Regions from separate parts of the Mus musculus genome. Here region 1 is linked to region 2. Evidence: chromatin loops called from intact Hi-C (ENCODE). Cell type or tissue: left cerebral cortex. All regions are shown on one strand. Each heading gives the region's core, and the rest is flanking DNA. Links, peaks and the distances in the headings are about the cores only. Region 1 holds the start of Mpv17l (Mpv17 transgene, kidney disease mutant-like). Region 2 has its middle 54 kb from the start of Marf1.

What was found. Peaks named below come from ENCODE experiments on the same cell type or tissue, not always from the same donor. Only the 100,000 strongest peaks of a DNase experiment are listed, where the experiment ranks them.
Region 1: a loop joins it to region 2, with 2.3 times the contacts of the local background. A loop is called at or near these places in 1 of 42 quality-filtered maps.

The regions. Positions count from the first base shown.
Region 1 is chr16:13,939,277-13,942,188 of GRCm38, forward strand. It overlaps Mpv17l (Mpv17 transgene, kidney disease mutant-like), which reads left to right and starts at 1,389. Exons shown (of 4, transcript NM_033564.3): 1 at 1,389-1,747. The coding sequence starts at 1,438. In left cerebral cortex, for the core only: no CTCF peak of the experiment used is centred there; a DNase peak (open chromatin) is centred at 1,350; H3K4me3 peaks cover 1,928 bases; H3K27ac peaks cover 1,824 bases.
Region 2 is chr16:14,103,706-14,106,617 of GRCm38, forward strand. It overlaps a transcript of Bmerb1 not described here. Among named protein-coding and RNA genes, the nearest start is that of Marf1, 54 kb to the right of the region's middle. In left cerebral cortex, for the core only: no CTCF peak of the experiment used is centred there; DNase peaks (open chromatin) are centred at 1,313 and 2,374.

The DNA of each region.
Region 1 (2,912 bases), core at 273-2,772, 160 kb before region 2:
TGTAAGATGCCACACTTGGGGAGGACCAAGCAAAGAGCATATGGTAGCTGAACACTGTGGCCCAAGCCTGTAACTTTAGCTCTTAGGAAGCAGCAGCAGAAGGAGGATTAGGAATTTGAGGCTAGCCTGGGCAATGTGAGCTCTGACTCAAACAAAACAAAACAAGTAAGATTATATGGGAATTATTTGTATATTTTTATTTTCTGTTTTTTGTTTTGTTTTGTTTGTTTGTTTTGAAATTGGGTCTTGTTTTATAGCCTAGAGTGGGCAATTTGCCTTAAACTCTGGGCAATTTGCCTCAGCACTCCTCCCTTCCAAGTGTAGGGATGAGAGGGTATGTCTCACATCTGGCTTCCTTTGTATAATTTTCCTACATTTTCCCTGAGTCTGAAAATATTTCAAAATTCAAGCACCGAGTTGGTGAAGGGGTTTAGTAGCCTGACATCCTCAATTCAGTCCCCAGGACTTTACATAGTGGAAAGAGAGAAATAAAAATTGTCCTCTGATCTCCACACCCCCAACACACAGAGAGAGAGGGGGGGGGGAGAGGGAGAGAGGGAGAGATTGAGAGAATGTAAGTAATTGAAATAGGCAGGAGAGATGACTCAGTGGTTGAGAGTACTAGTTGCTCTTCCAGAGGACCCAGGTTTAATTCCCAGCACTCACATGGCAGCTAATGATGGTATGTAACTTTGTGGGCACTTAGTATGGTAAGTGATATACAGACAAAACACCTATACACATAAAGTAAAATTTAATGAATATTTAAAAATAAATAGAAAATATCTTTTTAAAGGTACTAGATTTTTTAAAAAAATAAAAACTACAGTGAACAAACAAGACAGAGGGGAGTGTTGGAAGAGAGGCTGGCTATCACAGAAGGAGGGTAAGGCAGAAAAAGACATGGAGAAAATGAGTTGCACAAGGTCAGAGCTTCTGCCTGCTCCCCAAATGCTCACCCTTGCCCCTGGAACTGACACCATGGGTCTCCAAGCCTGTTTTGGGATGTCAGGGGTCACGAAGACACAAGCTGGAGGGCAGAATAGGCACATCCAGCAGTAATTCATTCTTCTGACATCGGCCTATAGTGACCCAGTAAGATGATGTATTGTGTGCTAAAAGAATGATTCTCTGTATGCCAGCATCTCCAGTACATTGACACTTTGGAGCTAGCTTGCTTTCTTACTTTTTATTGCGGTAGTGGGGAACCGATGCCATGCTAGGCAGTCTGTTTTCTGAATGTCTCTCCTGGAAATTTCATGGAAATTGTCACATCCCGGTGGACGCCGTACATCACCACAGAAGCTCCGCCCTCTCGGTGGCCAGCTGTCACTGGATTGGACCAGCGGGTTGGGTGTGCAGAGGGAGGTCCAATCGCTCTGGCGCTTGAAATGCATGCAGTCAGGTGTGCAGGCCCTGAGGGCACCCGGGGCAGGTATGGCGAGCTGGTGGCGCGCGTTTCCACAGGCAGCACGGCGCTATCCGTGGCCCACTAACGTGCTGCTCTACGCCGGGCTCTTCTCGGCGGGTGATGCCCTGCAGCAGCGACTGCGGGGAGGCCCAGCCGACTGGCGCCAGACGCGTCGCGTGGCCACTCTGGCCGTGACCTTCCACGGAAACTTCAACTACGTGTGGCTGCGCCTACTGGAGCGCGCCCTGCCAGGCCGCGCGCCGCGCACGGTCCTGGCCAAGGTGCTATGCGATCAGACTGTCGGAGGGCCGATAGCCCTCTCTGCCTTCTACGTCGGTGAGGGGCCAGGGCCGGGCACTGGAGGCCAGGCAGGAGGCTCGGGAGTGGGGGTGGGTGCGGGGAACGGGGAGACCGGAGATCTAAAGCCACTGGGGCTAAGGCAGGAGGTGACAACTCTGCGGCCCGGGAATTAAGGCTGAAAGGAAGTTCTGAAGCAGCGATCGGAGGTCTGGACATTGGAGGACTTGAGGTTTCCAGAAGGAAGAATTTGGGGGCCGCTGGCCGGGGAACTGGAGATGCCAAGTGCCAGGGATTCAGAGGGTTGGTGTCCGAGCTGAGAGGCTGAGGTTGACAGAGTTCAGGAGGGAGAGGTCACTTTTCCTCCAGAAAGAAGCATCTTCAAGAGACCCTAGCTTAGCCCCATAGCAGCTCCATCCCTAGACTCCACCTGTTCTAGAAAAAGCCACACCTGAGGCTCTGCGGCCAGCACATTAACTCAAAAGTGATGGGATCGGTGGTGACTCTGGGGGCAGAGTGGGTGAAATATGCGATTACAGAAGTCATTTCCAGGGTCTTAGTCTTGCTTGAGCAACAAGATTTCCCTGGGGTGGGGTCACACAGAGAATGGGAGGGGGTGGTGTACCTATGAGGAAGCTGTTTTCAAGCCGGGCTGGATGAGCTGGCTTTGGGAATCTTTTCTGCCTGGTTTACTGAGAACAACAAAGGGTCTCTTGGTTTTTGTCTCCTTAGCAATTTCTGTATCCTAAAAGGCAGTGGCAGCTGGGGAGGGCCACTCCGTGTTTGGAGAGTCTTTTCCAGGGACTGTCATTGGGGATGGTAGATCACCAGCAACTGAGCCTAAAGCCTCCCTCCGGCCTCAAGCTGTGCCAACTGAACTATATTTGCAGTCTTTAGTTCGTTTTTAATTCTGAGACAGGGGCTCACTGAGTTGCTCAGGCTGGTCTTGAATTTGTGATTCTCCCACTTAAATCTCCCAAGTTGTTGGGGTGACATTCTTGACCCACCAGGCTCAGCTTGTTAATGTCTTCTAAAACCGAATAAAGGTAGGCGAACCATCTAGAAGAAACTTACCCTCCTCTGGGAGGTATTATAGGGAGTTTGTATTAACTTCCTTTCCTTCTATAACCCACAGGAAACATCAAAGACCTGGTGGCCTGTTATAGTCTCAGCTAATGCCATGGCTAAGGTCAGTGAAGTTAGA
Region 2 (2,912 bases), core at 208-2,707:
GGACAGAACCAGATGAAAATGAGAGATGATGATCTTGGATCACCAGGGTTACACAAAGCTGGGGAATCTTGAAGATCATGGGACCCTCCACACCCAGACTTGATCCTTCTGGAAGGCATCAAGGAGGCTGGTAACAGGAATCCTACTCGTGGCACTAAGTACCATACACACATCTCCCATCAGGCAGATCCTATTACTGTCCTCACTGCACAGGTGAGGAAACGGCAGGACTCCATAGTTGAATCCTATGGCAGCTAGTGGGGGAATCACCTCTCATTGCTCATGTTCCTCCCTGACAGTCCTTTCTTCTTACTGCATTTATACACATCTCCCATTTAAACAAATACCTCTCTGCCCTCATTGCCATCTTTCTCAGCATCTTCCTAGCTTTCTTCTTTAGAGGCGGCCATAGACATGCCATGTCCATCTTCCTAATCTCCAGTTGCCTCCTGAATGCATCTGTTTTCCTTCTGGGGCTGGGACTTGTACACGTTAGTGCTCTACTACTGAGCCACTGGCAAACTTCTTGAATCCATTAATCTGTCCTTTATGCTGTCTCAAAGCTACCTCCTCTCATCAGGAATACAAGCTTGTGCCTAGGTTACATCAGGCTGGTGCCCATCAGTCGGCCTCATGGTCTCTGGTGCCTGGGAGAGACATATATATGCTTTGCCTCAGTCTCTAGGTGTGCGTCCTACCTCCCAGGAGCACCTCTCTCCAGCCCCCTTTATTTTACTTATTTAATTTTGAACTTTTCATTTTTATTTACAGGTGTGTGTGTGTGTGTGTGTGTGTGTGTGTGTGTGTGTGTGTATGTTGCATGTATACAGGTAACTATGGAGGCCAGAAGAGGGTGTCAGGGTGATATCTCCGTGGAGCTGGAGTTATAGGAGGTTTTGAGCTGGAAACTGAACTAGAGTCCTCTACAAAATGACACTTAACTGCTGAGCCACCTTTCTGGCTTCTTACATGACCTCTGGTCAGTTAAACTGAGCTCCTAGACCAGCTTGACCACAGGCTGTTTTGGACTTGTAACTGTCCTCTTCTTTCCACTTTAATGCAAGACTTATAGACTTTCTACTCTCTGCTAAACCTTCCTGATGCTTGGGGATCATCACCAGACCTGATCTTTTCTCTTTTCCACTTCTCAAACATCTTGGATAGCTAGCTACACTGCTAGACTTGTTTTTCGACCTGGATATCCCTCCTAAACTCAGATTTGGTCTGAATCAACACTGGAATACAACGTGCACATTAAAGTAACACATCCTAAAACAAGGATTGGCAAGCTGCCATCTAACGTATGCCCGCCTCTGGTTGTAAATAAAGTTTTTTTTTTAAACCTTCGATCTTATGTGTATGCGTGTTTGGCCTGCATGTATATTTGTGCATTACCTGCATGCAGTGCCTACAGAATCCAAGAGGGTATTAGATTCCCTGGGACTGGAGTTATGACGGCTGTTACTGCCATGTGAATTGATCCTAGGTCCTCTGGAAGAGCGACCAGTGTTCCTGACCACCGAAAACCTCTCTTGCCCCCATAAATAAAGTTTATTAGAAAAAAGTCAGTTGCACTCAGTCACATATCATCTTTAGGTGCTTCTGTGATAAATGGTAGAGCTGAGTATTAAAGAGCGCACGGCCCCTGAGTCCTGAAATATTTACTCTCTGAGACTTAAGATGAAAGCAATCAACTTCAAGCTGATAGGATGGCTTAGCAGGCCAAATTCTTGCTATACAAGCCTGATGACCTGAGGTGGAGCCTCTGTAGAAGGAGAGAACTGATTCCTGAAAATCCTCCTTTGATCTTCACACTCATATTGTATCATGAGAATATCCCAGCCCCAACTGTCCCCCTACACACTAATAAATCTTTGTAAAAATCAGTTGACTTGGTCTAACTTGTTACTAGGTTTCTTCTAAGTATTTCCATGTTAGGGAAGGGTATCCCCTGTTCTCAGCTGCCCAAGGTTATCTATCCTAGGACATGTCCTCTTGTCTTTGACCTATTACTCATTTCTATTCAATTGCTATGTCTCCAGCACCTACGTCATAAGTATCTGGAGAGTGTGTACCCTCTCCTAGGGTAGCCACTGTCACTGTTTTATCAACTTTCATCAACTACAACCATGTGTTAACCCTTCATTACTCCTCTCTCCACAGCAGCCTACAGATTCTTCCTAAGCTATTTTTCTGTGGAAAGAAAAATCAGTACTCTTCTATGCAGCCTACCCTCCTTCTTGTACCCTGAGCCTTACCTCCTGACACCGAGACCACAGACTTCCTTCAGTTCCTTGGCTCCTCTTAACACCCTGTCTGTTGGCATGTCTCCTAGACCATTTCCCCTGCCAAGGACATCTCAAGTTCTTCACCAGCCAGCCCTTCTTCCCACGTCTCTACCTCTAGACAGATCGTGCTGTGCCTAAAAGCACCGATGTAACCAGGTCTGCTGCTTGATACCCTCCTGGGCCTTCCCACGGGCACAATGGGAAAGTCCAGGGACCCGGGCCAGCTTTCTTACAATCCAATCCTTTTCTACACCCTTTTCCCAGTCCTAGCTTCATACTGACTTAAGGGGATAGATACAAACTAAGCAGGAGCTGCTAGAGAAGAAAGCCCGTGCAGAGTGAAGCCCAGTCAAAAGCTTCCTTTCACTGCGCTGCTGCAGGGCCGTCATCCCCAGTTGGTAGATGAGGAAACTGAGGTCCATCATCCCCAGTTGGCAGATGAGGAAACTGAGGTTCGGGATGGAGACGTGATGAACTCAAAGTCATATAACATGGAAGTGATGGAGTTGGGTTCAGGCACCAGAACTCTTCAGCTGTCCTGCACAAGGCAGCGGGTGAGCAAGATGGCTGGGTCAGAGTGCCGAGGCCAGCTAGCGTAAGAAACAAACATCAGGCATGTTTCAA